Linked DNA regions of Homo sapiens: region 1 is linked to region 2. A link is an interaction called in ENCODE POLR2A ChIA-PET data of the cell type or tissue named here. Cell type or tissue: Panc1. All regions are shown on one strand. Each heading gives the region's core, and the rest is flanking DNA. Links, peaks and the distances in the headings are about the cores only. Region 1 overlaps BCAM (basal cell adhesion molecule (Lutheran blood group)). Region 2 holds the start of MIR8085 (microRNA 8085).

The links. Peaks named below come from ENCODE experiments on the same cell type or tissue, not always from the same donor. Only the 100,000 strongest peaks of a DNase experiment are listed, where the experiment ranks them.
Region 1: POLR2A ChIA-PET joins it to region 2 with 11 read pairs; 10 of 35 experiments call an interaction of 5 or more read pairs at or near these places.

What each region holds. Positions count from the first base shown.
Region 1 is chr19:44,811,162-44,819,481 of GRCh38, forward strand. BCAM (basal cell adhesion molecule (Lutheran blood group)) reads left to right here. Exons shown (of 15, transcript NM_005581.5): 2 at 64-185; 3 at 1,002-1,230; 4 at 1,317-1,387; 5 at 2,089-2,185; 6 at 2,277-2,459; 7 at 2,991-3,127; 8 at 3,443-3,599; 9 at 7,361-7,476; 10 at 7,580-7,721; 11 at 7,895-8,031; 12 at 8,185-8,320. Among named protein-coding and RNA genes, the nearest start is that of BCAM, 6.2 kb to the left of the region's middle. RefSeq lists enhancers at 1,116-1,662, 2,314-2,846 and a silencer at 6,611-6,905. In Panc1, for the core only: no CTCF peak of the experiment used is centred there; no DNase peak of the experiment used is centred there.
Region 2 is chr19:44,758,137-44,766,456 of GRCh38, forward strand. It overlaps BCL3 (BCL3 transcription coactivator), which reads left to right. Exons shown (of 9, transcript NM_005178.5): 7 at 110-277; 8 at 588-705; 9 at 1,292-1,908. The coding sequence ends at 1,479. MIR8085 (microRNA 8085) reads left to right here and starts at 521; the gene lies at 521-585. It also overlaps the pseudogene LOC124900431. RefSeq lists an enhancer at 458-1,107. In Panc1, for the core only: no CTCF peak of the experiment used is centred there; no DNase peak of the experiment used is centred there; H3K27ac peaks cover 383 bases.

The DNA of each region.
Region 1 (8,320 bases), core at 170-8,169, 53 kb after region 2:
GACCCTGTCTGGAGGGCTCTTCCTGTTGGTGTGGTGGATGATAGCTCAGTTGCTCTCTTGCAGATGCCCAGGCGGAGGTGCGCTTGTCTGTACCCCCGCTGGTGGAGGTGATGCGAGGAAAGTCTGTCATTCTGGACTGCACCCCTACGGGAACCCACGACCATTATATGCTGGAATGGTTCCTTGTGAGTGCTTGGGGCTGGGGGGCCTGGAGTCAGGGCACAGCAGGGCAGCAAAGGTTCATTCTCTCATCAGTGCCTAAGGCCTGTAGAGATCCACCAAGCCACACTCCTTGTTACAGATGGGGTCACTGAGTCCCACTGAGGGGAAGGGATCTGCAAGGTGCCCCGTGTCTAGGCACAGCCAAGTCTAGAATGACATTGACCTGCTCTGGACTGCGGGCTCTTGAGAGAGAGAACAGAGACAGACATCAAGAAAGCAGAAGCCAGGCACGGTGGCTCACGCCTGTAATCCCAGCACTTTGGGAGGCCGAGGCGGGTGGATCACGAGGTCAAGAGATCAAGACTGTCCTGACCAACATGGTGAAACCCCGTCTCTACTAAAAATACAAAAATTAGCTGGGCGTGATGGCATGTGCCTGTAATCCCAGCTACTCAGGAGGCTGAGGCAGGAGAATCGCTTGAACCTGGGAGGTAGAGGTTGCAGTGAGCCGAGATCGAGCCAATGCTCTCCAGCCAGGCGACAGAGCAAGACTCTATCTCAAAAAAAAAGAGGAAAGAAAATGAGAGACAATCGGGAGAGGGAGAGACCAAGAGGAGAAGGGATGGGACCGGAATGAGATGGAGAAAAGGAGACAGGAAAAATCAAGAACTGATAGGGAATGGGGGCAGGAGAAGGTGGGGAGGGACAGAGGGACCAGGGAGACCCATAACAAGAGGAAAAGAGGCAGAGCCAGGAGCTGCAGAGAGAAAGGACCCAGAGAGAGAGAGACTGAGGAGCGCTGGGACACCCGGAGCTGAGAGCCTGCCCCGCGCCCACAGACCGACCGCTCGGGAGCTCGCCCCCGCCTAGCCTCGGCTGAGATGCAGGGCTCTGAGCTCCAGGTCACAATGCACGACACCCGGGGCCGCAGTCCCCCATACCAGCTGGACTCCCAGGGGCGCCTGGTGCTGGCTGAGGCCCAGGTGGGCGACGAGCGAGACTACGTGTGCGTGGTGAGGGCAGGGGCGGCAGGCACTGCTGAGGCCACTGCGCGGCTCAACGTGTTTGGTAAGTGTCCTCGGGCATCCCCCGAAGGGAGGCAGGCAGGGAGGGGCGCAGGGCAGGGGCTCCTGACGTGAACGTCTTTTTCACAGCAAAGCCAGAGGCCACTGAGGTCTCCCCCAACAAAGGGACACTGTCTGTGATGGAGGACTCTGCCCAGGAGGTACCTCTCGGGTGGACCTTGGCCCCAGGGTCCTGGAGGAGGAGGGGACAGGGCCCTGGACTCCTGGGTCTGAGGGAGGAGGGGCTGGGGACCCCTGGGTAATAAAGGAGGAGGGGTAAGGCCAGGCGAGGTGGCTCATGCCTGTAATCCCAGCATTTTGGGAGGCAGAGGCAGGCGGATCACCTGAGGTCAGGAGTTCCAGACCAGCCTGGCCAACATAATGAAACCCCGTCTCTACTAAAGATACAAAAATTAGCTGGGTGTGTTGGTGTGCAACTGTAATCCCAGCTGCTCGGGAGGCTGAGACAGGAGAATCACTCGAACCCAGAAGGCAGAGGCTACAGTGAGCTAAGATCACACCACTGCACTCCAGCCTGGGCCACAGAGCAATACTCCGTCTCAAAAAAAAAAAAAAAAAGAAGAAGAAAAGAAAAAAGAAAGGAAGGGCAGAGGGGGAAGACTCCTGTGTCCTAGGAAGGAGAGAGCTGGGGGACCCAGAATCCTTGGTCCCTGGAGGATGGTGCTGGAGGCCTGGACTCTTTAGTCTGAGTCGGGGACTAGGAATTTGGACTCCTGGGTCCTGGGAGAGTCGGGAGTTAGGAGCCCGGCTCATGAGTCTGAGTGGGGAGAACTCCTGAGAGAGGAGCCCCGACTTCAGAGTCCCAGCTCCAAGCCCAGGGCCATGCCCGTGTCTGCCTCAGATCGCCACCTGCAACAGCCGGAACGGGAACCCGGCCCCCAAGATCACGTGGTATCGCAACGGGCAGCGCCTGGAGGTGCCCGTAGAGATGAACCCAGGTGAGCAGCGCAGGAGCGCGGCGGGACGTGGGCTGGGGTGGGTGGCGGGGCTATGGCCTGGCTGACTGCCACCTCCCCCGATCTCTCCCAGAGGGCTACATGACCAGCCGCACGGTCCGGGAGGCCTCGGGCCTGCTCTCCCTCACCAGCACCCTCTACCTGCGGCTCCGCAAGGATGACCGAGACGCCAGCTTCCACTGCGCCGCCCACTACAGCCTGCCCGAGGGCCGCCACGGCCGCCTGGACAGCCCCACCTTCCACCTCACCCTGCACTGTGAGTCTGTGCTGGCCTTTGACCTCTGACCTCAGGCTCCACACCTCATGAGGCCTGACCCTCCACCCGGGGGCTTCACACTCCCCTCTGACCCTCTGCCTCCCTACTTCATGCTAAAAAAAAATGTGCTAGTGCTGGCCACTGACCTCTGACCTCAATTGGTCGCACAAGCCCCATCCTGACCTCTGACCTCCGACCTCCACTTAGCACCCTGGACCCCATGAAGTTTATGACTAAATGGTGCTTTCCACCTTCTCACACTGAATTGGGTCCCCCCATGACATCTGGCTCCAAGTCTCACACTGACCCATCGCCCATACGGACCTCTGACTCTTGACCTATACTCTTAGTTTATTTCAACCTCTGAACTCTGGCACTCAGAATAATTGTGAACCTGAGGCTTGAAACCTATGACCCGTAACCTTTGACCCGCCATAGCCCTCACCTGGGATGCAGGGCTGACCTCTCGCCTGTCCTCTAGCCTTGACCCTTCCCCTGATCACAATTCCCATCTCCCTGCCCTTCCCTTAGATCCCACGGAGCACGTGCAGTTCTGGGTGGGCAGCCCGTCCACCCCAGCAGGCTGGGTACGCGAGGGTGACACTGTCCAGCTGCTCTGCCGGGGGGACGGCAGCCCCAGCCCGGAGTATACGCTTTTCCGCCTTCAGGTGACCCACCCAAGGGTCCCTCTGGGATCCACCCCCCAGCCCCTGACCTCTGTGACCTGCTAACCTGCATAACTTCTAATGTGGGACCTGGGAGTCCCCATGGCTTAGGCAGCCACCTGATCTGGTGGCCCACGAACTAAAAGGACCTCTGACCCCTGATTTGAGAGAGTCAGGACTTAGCATGCCACCTGACTTGATGGCCCCTGACCCCTGATTCTGGCTTAGCATGACACTAACCTGGTGGCTTCTGACCTAGCATGAGCCCGCTGAACCGGGGTGGCTTCTGAGCCTGGTTCCTCGTCCCCCGTCTCCCAGGATGAGCAGGAGGAAGTGCTGAATGTGAATCTCGAGGGGAACTTGACCCTGGAGGGAGTGACCCGGGGCCAGAGCGGGACCTATGGCTGCAGAGTGGAGGATTACGACGCGGCAGATGACGTGCAGCTCTCCAAGACGCTGGAGCTGCGCGTGGCCTGTGAGAGCCCTGGGTGAACGGGCGGGCAGGAGGGGCCCTGGCATCAGTGCCTCTGCGCCCTCCTCCCTACAGCCCTGAAGTTGCTCTGTCATCCCAAACACTCTGCCTTCAACCCTTTCTCTGCATTTCTTGGGGGTTTTTTTGGTTGTTTTTTTTTTTTTTTTTTTCCCAGAGACAGGACCTGGCTACGTTGCCCAGGCTGGTCTCGAACTCCTCATGCGATCCTCCTGCCTTGCTCTCCCAAAGTGCTGGGATTACAGGAGTGAGCCACCGCATCTTGTCGAGAGCTCTTTCCATAGCACAGACCTGACCCTCCTCTGCTCAGAATCTGCCATGGCTCCCCAGTACCCTTGGGAGAAGCCCAGGTGTCTCACCATGGCCTTCAAGGTCCACCTGGCCAGTTCCACCATTAGCTAGCTGATCCTTCTCCCCAGTCAAGGCTATCTCCTCATCACCCCCCAGGCTCCTCTGGTTCCTACCTTCACTGCCCATCCTTCCTACCGTCTATTTCTCACCAATCCCTTGAATCCCAGGCTTCTAAGAATGATTTTCAGTTCATTCGCATCCAGGCCCTGGGGAAAGGCTGTATTCTCCCTTGGCACTTCTTACATATCCCTTCCTGGGGTAGACCCTGCGCCAGATGCTGGGGACACATCTGTGAACAAGACAGACCACCCCTGTTATTTCAGTAGGGGAGACAGATGGTAAATGCTAACTAAGCCCTTTCGTAACAGTAGTGTATCTACAGGTGATATCACCAGTGAGAGAGAGCAGGAGAGGGGATTATTTTAGGTGGCAGGTGTTGCAGTCTGCTTTCCTGAGAAGCAGATTCTGACTTGGATGTTTTCAGGCAAGAAGTTTATGGGAAGTACCCTGGGTTCCGCACCTCTTGGGTCTAGGGAGGTAAAGGAAGCAAGATTTGGCAAGGTGAGAAGTTGGACTGAAGTCTAAGGAAGGTCTCAGGCTGGGTGCAGTGGTTCATGCCTATAATCCCAGCACTTTGAGAGGCTGAGGCAGGAGGATTGTATGAGCCTAGGAGTTTGAGGCCAGCCTGGGCAACAGAGGGAGACCCCATTTGCACACACACACACACAAATTAAAAATTAGCCAGGCATAGTGGCACACACCTGTAGTCCCAGCTACTCGGAGGCCCAGGTGGGAGGATCCCTTGAGTCTGGAAGGTTGAAACTGCAGTGAGCCAAGATTGTGCCACTGCACTCCAGCCTGAGCGACAGAGAAAGACCCCGTCTCAGGAAAAATAAAAATAAAAAAGTAGGCCGGGCCCCGTGGCTCATGCCTGTAATCCCAACACTTTGGGAGGCCGAGGTGGGTGGATCACCTGAGGTCAGGAGTTAGAGACCAGCCTGGCCAACATAGTGAAACCCCCTCTGTACTAAAAGTTAGCCGGGTGTGGTGGCATGCACCTGTAATCCCAGCCACTCAGGAGCCTGAGGCAGGAGAATCGCTTGAACCCAGGAAGCGGAGATTGCAGTGAACTGAGATCGTGCCATTGCACTCCAGCCTGGGCAACAGAGTGAGACTCCATCTCAGAAACAAATAAAAGAAAGAAAGAGGGCCTCAGTCAGCCCCACGGGGTACTTGGAATCCAGGATGGCCCTTCACAGTTGTCCCCAGTTGGGGTGAGGGGGCTGGGCCTTAATAACCTCTACATCAACCAGTCCTCAGAGGTGTGCTGGCCTTAGGCAAGGGGCTCTCAGCAGCTGAGGCAGCTCCCAGAGAGGGGTGACAGCTGCAGGCTGACAGCTGTCATCCTTCTTAGCAGCTGGTGGAATAAGTCCTTCCGTGCTGTAGGAAAGATCTGGGTGTCCACAATAGGGGAGGTCAGGGAAGCCTCTGAGAAGAGACATTTAAGTGAGACTCAGAAAAGCAGACAGCAGCCAGGCACAGTGGCTCACACCTGTAATCCCAGCACTTTGGGAGGCCGAGGCAGGTGGATCACCTGAGGTCAGGAGTTCGAGACCAGCCTGGCCAACATGGTGAAACCCCATCTCTACTAAAAATATAAAAATTAGCCAGGCATGATGGCTGGTGCCTGTAATCCCAGCTACCCAGGAGACTGAGGCAGGAGAATCGCTTGATCCTGGGAGGCGGAGGTTGCAGTGAGCTGAGATCGTGCCACTGAACTCCAGCCTGGGTGACAGAGCAAGAGTCTGTCTCAAAGAAAAAAGAAATTGGCCGGGCACGGTGGCTCACACCTGTAATCCCAGCACTTTTGGGAGGCAGAGGCGGGCAGATCATGAGGTCAGGAGTTTGAGACCATCCTGGCTAACACGGTGAAATCCCGTCTCTACTAAAAATACAAAAAATTAGCTGGGCGTGGTGGCAGGTGCCTGTAGTCCCAGGTACTCGGGAGGCTGAGGCAGGAGAATGGCATGAACCCAGGAGGCAGAGCTTGCAGTGAGCTGAGATCCCGCCACTGCACTCTAGCCTGGGCGACAGAGCCAAACTCTCTCAAAAAAAAATAATAAGAAGAAGAAATGCAGAGAGCTACAAAAAGAGCACTGCAAGTAGAGTGAGCAAGTGCAAAGGCCCTGAGGCAGGCCCCAACTTGGTCTACTCAAGAAAAACAGCAAGAGAACGGGGTAGCTGGGAGCACAGGAGGAATGGGGAAGAGTGGGAGATGGTTCAAGAGGTGGGTGAGGGCCAGACCAGGCAGCATCTTTTAGGCACCCTCAAGAAGTTTGGCCTCGATGCCAAGGGTACTGGGGAGCCACTGCAGGGTTTTATGCAGAGGGGAGGGATGACCAGTGGGTGGTTGGTTTTTTTTGTTTTTTTTTTTTTGAGTCAGAGTCTCACTCTGTCACCCAGGCTGGAGCGCAGTGGCACAATCTCGGCTCACTGCAACCTCCACCTCCCAGGTTCAAGCGATTCTCCTGCCTCAGCCTCCCAAGTAGCTGGGACTATAGGCATGCACCACTATGCCCAGCTAGCTTTTGGATTTTTAGTAGAGATGGGGTTTCACCATGTGACCAGGGTGGTCTCGAACTCCTGACATCAGGTGATGCACCCGCCTCGGCCTCCCAAAGTGCTGGGGTTATAGGCATGAGCCACCGTGCCCGGCCTGACCAGTGGATGTTTTAAAGAGGTCCCTCTAGCTGCTCAGTGGAGGATGGACAAGAGGGAGGAGCAGGCTAGTGAAGAGGTGGTTGGGACAGTCAAACCTGGGGCCAGAGGTGGCAGGAAGCCAGAGGATTTGTCCTGGGAGCAGACCAGATAAAGACTTGCTGAGGCCAGGAGCAGGGGCTCACGCCTGTGATCCTAGCACTTTTGGGAGGTCAAGACAGGAGGATCACTTGAGGCCAGGAGTTTGAGACCCAGCCTGGCCAACATAGCAACACCTTGTCTCTATTCAAAAACAAAACTTTGCAGAAAAGATGTTTGGGGGTAACAGGGAGGTTACCCCACAGGTTGGGGTTTGAGCAAAAGGTTTGTGTGCTAAAGTCACAGAAGGGACACCTTCCACACCTAAGGTTATTCATTAACCTTGGGCTCAGATGTCAGCTCTGAAGAAAAGTAATTGACTTGGGCATGTCAATGTTGGGGTTAGACTGCTAGATTTTTGGTTGGAGAGCCTGGATGGGAGAATGGAGATTTCATGGAGATGGGGTAAACCAGGAGGATTACTTGCTGTTCTCTGCTTCCAACTGTCCATTCATGTTTGCACCCCCGACCGCCCCTGGAGAGCCCCTAATTGAGTGGGTGGCGGTCTGGGACGAGTGACAGACTGTCCCCCACTGCAGATCTGGACCCCCTGGAGCTCAGCGAGGGGAAGGTGCTTTCCTTACCTCTAAACAGCAGTGCAGTCGTGAACTGCTCCGTGCACGGCCTGCCCACCCCTGCCCTACGCTGGACCAAGGTGAGAGGGAGAGGAGCCCCCTCGGGCCCTGCACTCGCACCCTCCTCTCTCCCCTCACTCCTCGCCCTCTCACAGCGTCCTCCTCCTCCTCTGCCCTTCCCAGGACTCCACTCCCCTGGGCGATGGCCCCATGCTGTCGCTCAGTTCTATCACCTTCGATTCCAATGGCACCTACGTATGTGAGGCCTCCCTGCCCACAGTCCCGGTCCTCAGCCGCACCCAGAACTTCACGCTGCTGGTCCAAGGTTCAGGGGGCAGGGAGGGGGTGGGCTTGGATGGGGACAGTGTGGGGTGTGGGACCTGGACAAACAGGACGAGTTCCTGAGTCCCTGGCTGGGGACTCCATCTTCTGCTCGATGCCTCTCTTCTCTCTCTCTCTCCTCTCCCTTCACTTTCTTCCCATCCCCACCACCCACAGGCTCGCCAGAGCTAAAGACAGCGGAAATAGAGCCCAAGGCAGATGGCAGCTGGAGGGAAGGAGACGAAGTCACACTCATCTGCTCTGCCCGCGGCCATCCAGACCCCAAACTCAGCTGGAGCCAATTGGGGGGCAGCGTAAGGGACCTTCCTCTCCACCCTGAGCCCCCTCTCACTCATCCAAGTATCACACCCTCCTTTCCACTTCCTGGGAGACTGGACGTCGTTCACCTCTGCCCTTGACCCCACCCCTTGACCCCACCAGCCGGGGCCTGATCGGAGCCTCCATAGCCCGCAGAGCCAATCCCCGGACGGCAGGGTTGGGTGAGCAGCTCTCTGACCCTGAAAGTGACCAGCGCCCTGAGCCGCGATGGCATCTCCTGTGAAGCCTCCAACCCCCACGGGAACAAGCGCCATGTCTTCCACT
Region 2 (8,320 bases), core at 300-8,299:
CCGATCCGGTGCCGCCCCACGTGCCGGCCACCCACCCGGGCCTCCAGCCTCTGTTCCCTTACCCCGGGTGGCCCGCGCGCCCTCCTGACCCGGCCCTCCCGTCCCGCAGCACGGCGCCAACGTGAACGCGCAAATGTACTCCGGCAGCTCCGCCCTGCACTCAGCGTCCGGCCGCGGGCTCCTCCCGCTGGTGCGCACGCTGGTCCGCAGCGGCGCTGACAGCAGCCTCAAGAACTGCCACAACGACACGCCGCTCATGGTGGCGCGCAGCCGCAGGGTGAGCCGGGGCAGCTGTGGACATGCCCCTTGCACACGTGTGTCCGCGGGCTGGTTGCAGGCGAGTGTGCCAGAGCGCAGAGGAGTGAGGGTGTCTGTGCCGTTGCGTGGAGGGGAGTGGGTGAGCCTCTGAAAGCGCGGGTGTGAGTTCCAGAAATGAGGAGAGACTGGCACCAAGAAAAAAAGTGCCTTGCCCATCTTTTCATACTGAGAAGTGGAGAGGCCACCACCTGGATCCAGTGAGCTAGGAGGGATGGGAGAGAGGACTGTGAGGCATGGGTGGCTCTATGGTCACGCCCATCTTCCTACAGGTCATCGACATCCTGAGGGGGAAGGCCACCCGGCCTGCTTCCACCTCCCAGCCAGACCCCTCCCCTGACCGGAGCGCCAACACCTCCCCCGAGAGCAGCAGCCGCCTCAGCTCCAATGGTGAGAAACCGTTCCCAACCTCCAGCCCTGGCGCCTCCTCCCTCAGACCCAGGAATCCCAACCCACAGCCCCTCCTCCCTCAGATCCAGGAGTCCAGGCCCCTAGCCTCCTCCCTCTGACCCAGGAATCCCAACCCATAGCCCCTCCTCCCTCAGACCCCTGGCCCCTCCTCCCTCAGACCCCAGCCCCTCCTCCTTCAGACCCCCCAGCCCCTCCTCCCTCAGACCTCAGCCCCTCCTCCCTCATACCCCCAGCCCCTCTTATCTCAAACCTCAGCCCCTCCTCCCTCAGACCCAGGAGTCCAGATTTCCAGACCCTCCTCCCTCAGACCTCAGCCCCTCCTCCCTCACACCCCCAGCCCCTCCTCCTTCTGACCCCCGGCCCCTCTTCCTTCAGACCCAGGAGTCTAGGTCCCCAGATGCCTCTTTCCTCAGACCCGGGAGTTTAAATCCCCAGCCCCTCCTCCCTCAGACCCGAGTCCAGACCCCCAGCCCCTCCTCCCTCAGACCCAGATCTCAGGCCCCAGCCCCTGCTCTCTGGGTCTAGCCTCTCACCACCCACCCCTCTGTCTCTCTTCCTTCCTCAGGTCTTCTCTCCGCATCACCATCCTCCTCACCCTCCCAGTCTCCCCCCAGGGACCCCCCTGGATTCCCCATGGCTCCTCCCAATTTCTTCCTTCCTTCCCCATCTCCACCCGCCTTCCTGCCCTTTGCTGGGGTCCTCCGAGGCCCTGGCCGGCCGGTGCCCCCCTCCCCAGCTCCAGGAGGCAGCTGAGGGGGATGGGGGGGCAGATCTTGGACTCATGAGGAGGGGCCCCCCTGCCCTGTGGGGTCAACCCTTCTGGAAACTGTGAAGATCTCACTCTGCCCCCCCCCCCCATCTTCGGGACCAGGATTTGCACAGAAGCACATGCACCTACCCATACACCCCCTCTTCTGAGCACAGATGTTCCCCCATCTCGCTCCCTCCCAGGACTCTGACCCCAGCATTCTCAGGCACCAGTCCCTGTCCGGAATGCCACCCACATCTTCCATTTCCATGTCCCCTCCCAGAGCTGGTGGACCCAGGGAACAGCCACTCCCCTCCACTCTCTACCAGATAACTGAGGAGGGGAGAGGTGGGCCGTAACGGGCACGGATCACGATGTAAATTATTAAGCATTTTGGTTGGATTTCTTTTGTAATAAACTATTTTTGTACCATATCCCTTGGGTGCATGGGCCTCTTTCATGAGATGGACCTGGCGGAAGTGCCTTCGTGTGTGTGCACACCCGTGCACTGAATCCAGTTGACTCCCAGAGTGATGTTGTGAGTCTCAGACAGACAATCTCCTGTGTGTCACTCTGGGACTTCTGGTGTGTTTGGTTGTGAATGTTGCCATCATTGTCACTGTACCATTGTTTCTAAGGAGGACGTGGTGTGTGATATCTTTTTTTTTTTTTTTTCAAGACAGAGTCTTGCTCTGTCGCCCAAGCTGGAGTGCAGTGGCACGATCTCGGCTCACTGCAACCTCCGCCTCCCCGGTTCAAGCGATTCTCCTGCCTCAGCCTCCCGAGTAGCTGGGATTACAGGTGTGCACCACCACACCTGGCTAATTTTTGTAATTTTAGTAGAGACGGGGTTTCACCATGTTGGTCAGGCTGGTCTTGAACTCCTGACCTCATGATCCTCCTGTGTCGGCCTCCCAAAGTGCTGGGATTACAGGCATGAGCCACTGCACCTGGCCGGTGTGTGATATCTTTCCAGGGCACCCTGTTGGATTCCGTAGTGACCCTGGGCATGTGTGTTTCTGTAGTGTGGGGGTCCTGGTGATAACCCACAGCTGACTTCAGCCCCAATCGTCTCTGGCTGTCCGAGTGCGTGGTGCTTGGGAGTGTTCCTAACATTGAGATCTGGGGTGATGCTGTGATTGTTGCCCTGTGACTGCCTCACATGGCGTGAGACAGTTTTACTTAGTGGTTCCATGGGGCCCCTCTAATGGACCACATCTGTGGTTTTGTTGTTGTTTTTTTGGGGGGGGATGGAGTCTCACTCTGTCACCCAGGCTGGAGTGCAATGGCGTGATCTCGGCTCACTGCAACCTCCGCCTCCTGGGTTCAAGAGATTCTCCTGCCCCAGCCTCCAGAGTAGCTGGGATTACAGGCACCCACCACCATGCCTGGCTAATTTTTGTATTTTTAGTAGAGAGGGGGTTTTGCCACATTGGCCAGGCTGGTCTCAAACTCCTGACCTCAGGCGATCTGCCTGCTTTGGCCTCCCAAAGTGCTGGGATTACAAGCGTGAGTCACCGCGCCCAGCCACACATCTGTGCTTTGACTCTGGGGTATGCCTCTGTGTGTCAGTCGGGGTTTGTAATGGTTTCCTGTTGCCACTATAACAAATCACAAATTCAGTGGCTTGAAATGATGCTAACTTTTTTTTTTTTTTTTTTAAAACAGAGTTTCACTCTGTCACCCAGGCTGGAGTGCAGTGGCACAATCTCAGCTCACTACAACCTCCACTTCCCTGGTTCAAGCCATTCTCCTACCTCAGCCTCCCAAGTAGCTGGGACTACAGGCGTGCACCACCACACCCGGTTAATTTTTTGTATTTTTACTAGTCACAGGGTTTTGACATGTTGGCCAGACTGATCTGGAACTCCTGACCTCAAGTGATCCACCCACCTCAGCCTCCCAAAGTGCTGGGATTACAAAAGGTGTGAGCCACCGTGCCAGCCAAACAATACTAATTTATTCTCTTACAGTTCTGGGCATAAGAAGTCCAAAATCGGCCGGGCGCGGTGGCTCACGCCTGTAATCCCAGCACTTTGGGAGGCCGAGGCAGGCGGATCACGAGGTCAGGAGATCGAGACCATCCTGGCTAACCCGGTGAAACCCAGTCTCTACTAAAAATACAAAAAATTAGCTGGGCATGGTGGCGGGCACCTGTAGTCCCAGCTACTCGGGAGGCTGAGGCAGGGGAATGGTGTGAACCCGGGAGGCAGAGCTTGCAGAGAGCCGAGATCGCACCACTGCACTCCAACCTGGGTGACAGAGTGAGACTCCGTCTCAAAAAAAAAAAAAAAAAAAAAGAAGTCCAAAATTGAGGCCAAGCCTGGTGGCTCACACCTGTAATCCCAGCACTTTGGGAGGCTGAGGCAGGAGAATCCCCTGAGACCAGAAGTTTGAGACCAGCCCGAGCAGTATAGTGAGACCCTGTCTGTACAAAAAAAAAAAAAAAAAAAAAATTAGCTGGGCATGGTGGCAGGCACCTGTAGTCCCAGCTACTCGGAAGACTGAGGTGGGAGGATTGCTTGAGTCTGTGAGTTCGAGGCTGCAGTGAGCTATGATCGCACCACAGCACTCCAGCCTGGGCAACAGGTGAGGCCCTGCCTCAAAAAAATAAATAAAAGAACCATGGTGTCAGCATCTGCTTCTTGTGGTGAAGGCTTCAGGCTGCTTCTACTCATGGCAGAAGGCCGAGGGAACCACACGTGTGTGGGGATCAAGTGGCAGGAGGGGAAGCGAGAGAGAGACAGAGAGAGAGAAGTGCCAGCCTCCCTTTAACACCCATCTCTCATGGGCGTCAATGGGGAGAACTCATTCACCCGCCAGGGAGGACATTAATCTATTCATGAGGGACCTGCCCCCATGGCCCAAACACACCTCACATCAGGCCCACCTCCAACCTTGGGAATCAAAGTTCTTTTTTTTTTTTTGAGACAGAGTCTCACTCTGTCGCCCAGGCTGCAGTGCAGAGGCCCAATCTCGGCTCACTGCAGCCTTTGCCTCCAAGGTTCAAGCGATTCTCCAGCCTCAGCCTCCCAAGTAGCTGGAATTACAAGCATGCACCACCATGCCCAATTAATTTTTGTATTTTTAGTAGAGACGGGGTTTCACCCTGTTGGCCAGGCTGGTCTTGAACTCCTGACCTCAAGTGATCCACCCGCCTCGGCCTCCCAAAGTGCTGGGATTACAGGTGTGAGCCACCGTGCCAGGCCCAAATTTCTTCATTTTTTTGGACACAGAGTCTCACTCTATCACCCAGGCTGGGGTGCAGCAGGAGATCCTAGCTCACTGCAACCTCGACCTGGGTTCAAGTGAGGGGATCAGATTTCAACATGAGGTTTTGAAGGAAAAAATATTCAAACCATAGCACTGAGTGTTTTTTGTTTTTTATGGGGTTTTTTGGTTTGTTTGTTTGTTTAATCTGTGGGGGCTTCTCTGGGTCGTCATGTGAATTGCTGATAGTGAACATTTAATCCCCATCACTCTGTAATGTAGTTGCATCTGTGGGGCCAGCTGCCTTAACAACTTCCTGGATGGCATCACTGGGGTCTGTGAAGGGCTGTGTGTGTGCACACAAACACTCATGCACACGCACTTCTGGATGGCCTGTGTGAGCACTGACTGGGTGACCTGTGTGTGCCTGGCCCGCCTGACTGGGACGTCCATGCGTCTTTCTGTTTGCAACTATGTTTCAGTGTTTCTGACCCAGACCCTGTGCTCTGGTATCTCTGAAGCTGCCAGGCTTGAAGGGCATGTTAATGTCCTGTTGCTGGCCAGGCACGATGGCTCATGCCTGTAATCCCAGCACTTTGGGAGGCCGAGGCGGGCAGATCACTTGAGGTCAGGAGTTTGAGACCAGCCTGGCCAACATGGTGAAATCCCGTCTCTGCTAAAAATACAAAAATTAGCCAGGTGTGGTGGTGTGCACCTGTAATCCCAGCTACTCAGGAGGCTGAGGCAGGAGAATAGCTTGAACCCAGGAGGCAGGGGTTGCAGTGAGCCAAGATCACGTCACTGCACTCCAGCCTGGGAGACAAAGCGAGAGTCCGTCTCAAAAAAATAAAAAATAAGAAATAAAAAATCCTGTTGCTGCCATGCAAACTGCCACAAACTAGGTGGCTTAACACAACAGAAATGTATTCCTTTACAGTTCTGAAGTCCGGAAGTCCAAAATCAAGGCGTCGGCAGGACCGCACTCACCAAAAACTGTAGGGGAGACTCCTTCCTTGCCTCTTCCAGCTTCTGGTAGCCCCAAGCATTCCTCCGCTTCTGGCTGCATCAGTCCAGTCTCTGCCTCTGTCTTCACATGATCTTCTCCTTTGTGTGTCCATGTCTTCTTCTCTGTCTCTTATGAGGACATTTGTCACTGAGCACAGTGGCTCACACTTGCAATTCCAGCACTTTGGGGAAGGCAAGGTGGGAGGATCACTTGAGGCCAGGAGTTCAAGACCAGCCCAGACAACATAGCAACACCCTGTCTTGAAGGGAAGGGAAGGGGAGGGGAAGGGAGGAAAGAGGGAGAGGAAGGAAGGAAGGAAGGAAGGAAGGAAGGAAGGAAGGAAGCAAGCGAGGGAGGGAGGGAGGGAGAGATTATTTCTATGTTTCCTGGTCAACATAGTGAGACGCTGTCTCTACAGAAGATCAAAAAATGTGTTGGCTGAGCATGAGCCTGGTGGTGTGTGCCTGCAGTCCCAGCTACTTAGGAGGCTGAGGTTCAAGCATCACTTTAGCCCGGGATGTCAAGGCTGCAGTGAACTATGATCACGCCACTGCATTCCAGCCTGGGTGCCAGAGGGAGATCCTGTCTCTTGTTTTGTTTTGTTTTGTTTTGTTTTGTTTTGTTTTGTTGTTACTAAGTCTCACTCTGCTGCACAGGCTGGAGGAGTGCAGTGGTGCAATCTCTGCTCACTGCAATCTCCGTCTCCCAGGTTCAAGCAATTCTCCTGCCTCAGCCTCCCAAGTAGCTGGAATTACAGGCATGCATCATCATGCCCAGCTAATTTTTAATTTTATTTATTTATTTATTTATTTGAGATGAAGTCTCGCTCTGTCGCCCAGGCTGGAGTGCAGCGGCGCAATCTCAGCTCACTACAAGCTCCACCTCCCGGGTTCACGCCATTCTCCTGCCTCAGCCTCCCGAGTAGCTGGGACTACAGGCACCCGCCACCACATCCAGTTAATTTTTTGTATTTTTAGTAGAGACAGGGTTTCACCATGTTGGTCAGGCTGGTCTCAAACTCCCGACCCCAGGAGATCCTCCTGGCTCAGCCTCCCAGAGTGCTGGGATTACAGGCATGAGCCACCGCACCCAGCCAATATTTATGTTTAATCCTTAGAGCAACTTGCAGGTTTGCTCCAAGGTTTAAACATGAACACTAGTCAAGCTAATTGTGCTCCTCTCCTCCTATGCAGTGGCGGCAAACAGCAGTGCCCTCAGTAGTATACGCAGCCTGCTGCGTGTAGCGGTGGCCTTAAGAGACCTTGGAGATAGCCCTTTCCGATGCATGTTCATGTTTCTGATCTTGACCTCACCCCAGTCTAGACTCCAGACAGGTATGCGAGGCGCCTTTGGAAAGCCCCAGGGTGTGGTGGCCAGGGTTCACATTGGCTAAGGCATCACGTCCATCCGCACCAAGCTGCAGAACATGGAACACGTGATTGAGGCCCTACCCAGGGCCAAGTTCAAGCTCCCTGGCCACCAGAAGACCCACATCTCAAGGCGGTGGGACTTTACCAAGTTTAGTGCAGATGAATGTGAAGACACGGTGGCTGAGAAGTAGCTCATCCTGGATGGCTGTGGCATCAGATACATCCCCAATCATAGGCCCCTGGAATAGTGGCGAGCCCTGCTTACTCACACCCACCAATAAATCCTCCTTCCTGTCCAAACCGAAAAAAAAAAAATATGAACGGGACACAGTGGCTCACGCCTGTAATCCTAGCACTTTGGGAGCTGGAGGTGGGCAGATCGATTGAGCCCAGGAGTTCAAGACAAGCCTGGGCAATATGGTGAAACCCTGTCTCTCCAAAAAAAAAACAAAAATTAGCCGGTATGGTGGTGCACGCCTGTAGTCCCACCCACTGGGGAGGCCGAGGTGGCAGGATCACTTGAGCCTAAGAGGTCAAGGCCGCAGTGAATCAAGATTGCGCCACTGCATTCCAGCCTGGGTGACAGAGAGAGACCTTGTCTCAAAAAAGGAAAAAGGTGGGGGGAAGTAAATTTTGTGCAATACTTATTACAGGCCATGGTGCTGAGTAAGAGCTTCATAAATGGGAATTGCTGTTGCCATCATCTAAGAATTTTTGACAGTTTTGAGGTCAGAGGAAACACAGTAGAGACGATGAGACCTATTCTTTGTCCTGGTAGAAAAATGGAACAATGAGGTCATAGCCTAGATGTGTGTTTTAGCTACATTTTTTTTATTCCACGGTTGTAATTAAATTAAATAATATAGCTGGGCATGGTGGCACACACCTGTAGTCATAGCTACTCGGGAGGGAGGCTGAGGCATGAGGATCACTTGAGCCCAGGAGTTTGAGACCAGCCTGGGCAATGTAGTGAGACCCCATCTCTTGAAAGAGTGAAGTGACTCGCATCTGTAATTCCAGCACTTTTGGAGGCCAAGGCAGGAGAATTGCTTGAGCCCAGGAGTTTGAGATCAGCCTGGGCCACATAGCAAGATCCTCTCTCTACAATAAAAAAAAAAAAATTATATTAGGTGCCTGTGGTCCTAGCTATTCAAAGGCTGAGGCAGGGTGCAGTGGCTCACGCCTGTAATCCCAGAAGTTTGGGAGGCCGAGACAGGCGGATCACAAGGTCAGGAGATCCAGATCATCCTGGCTAACATG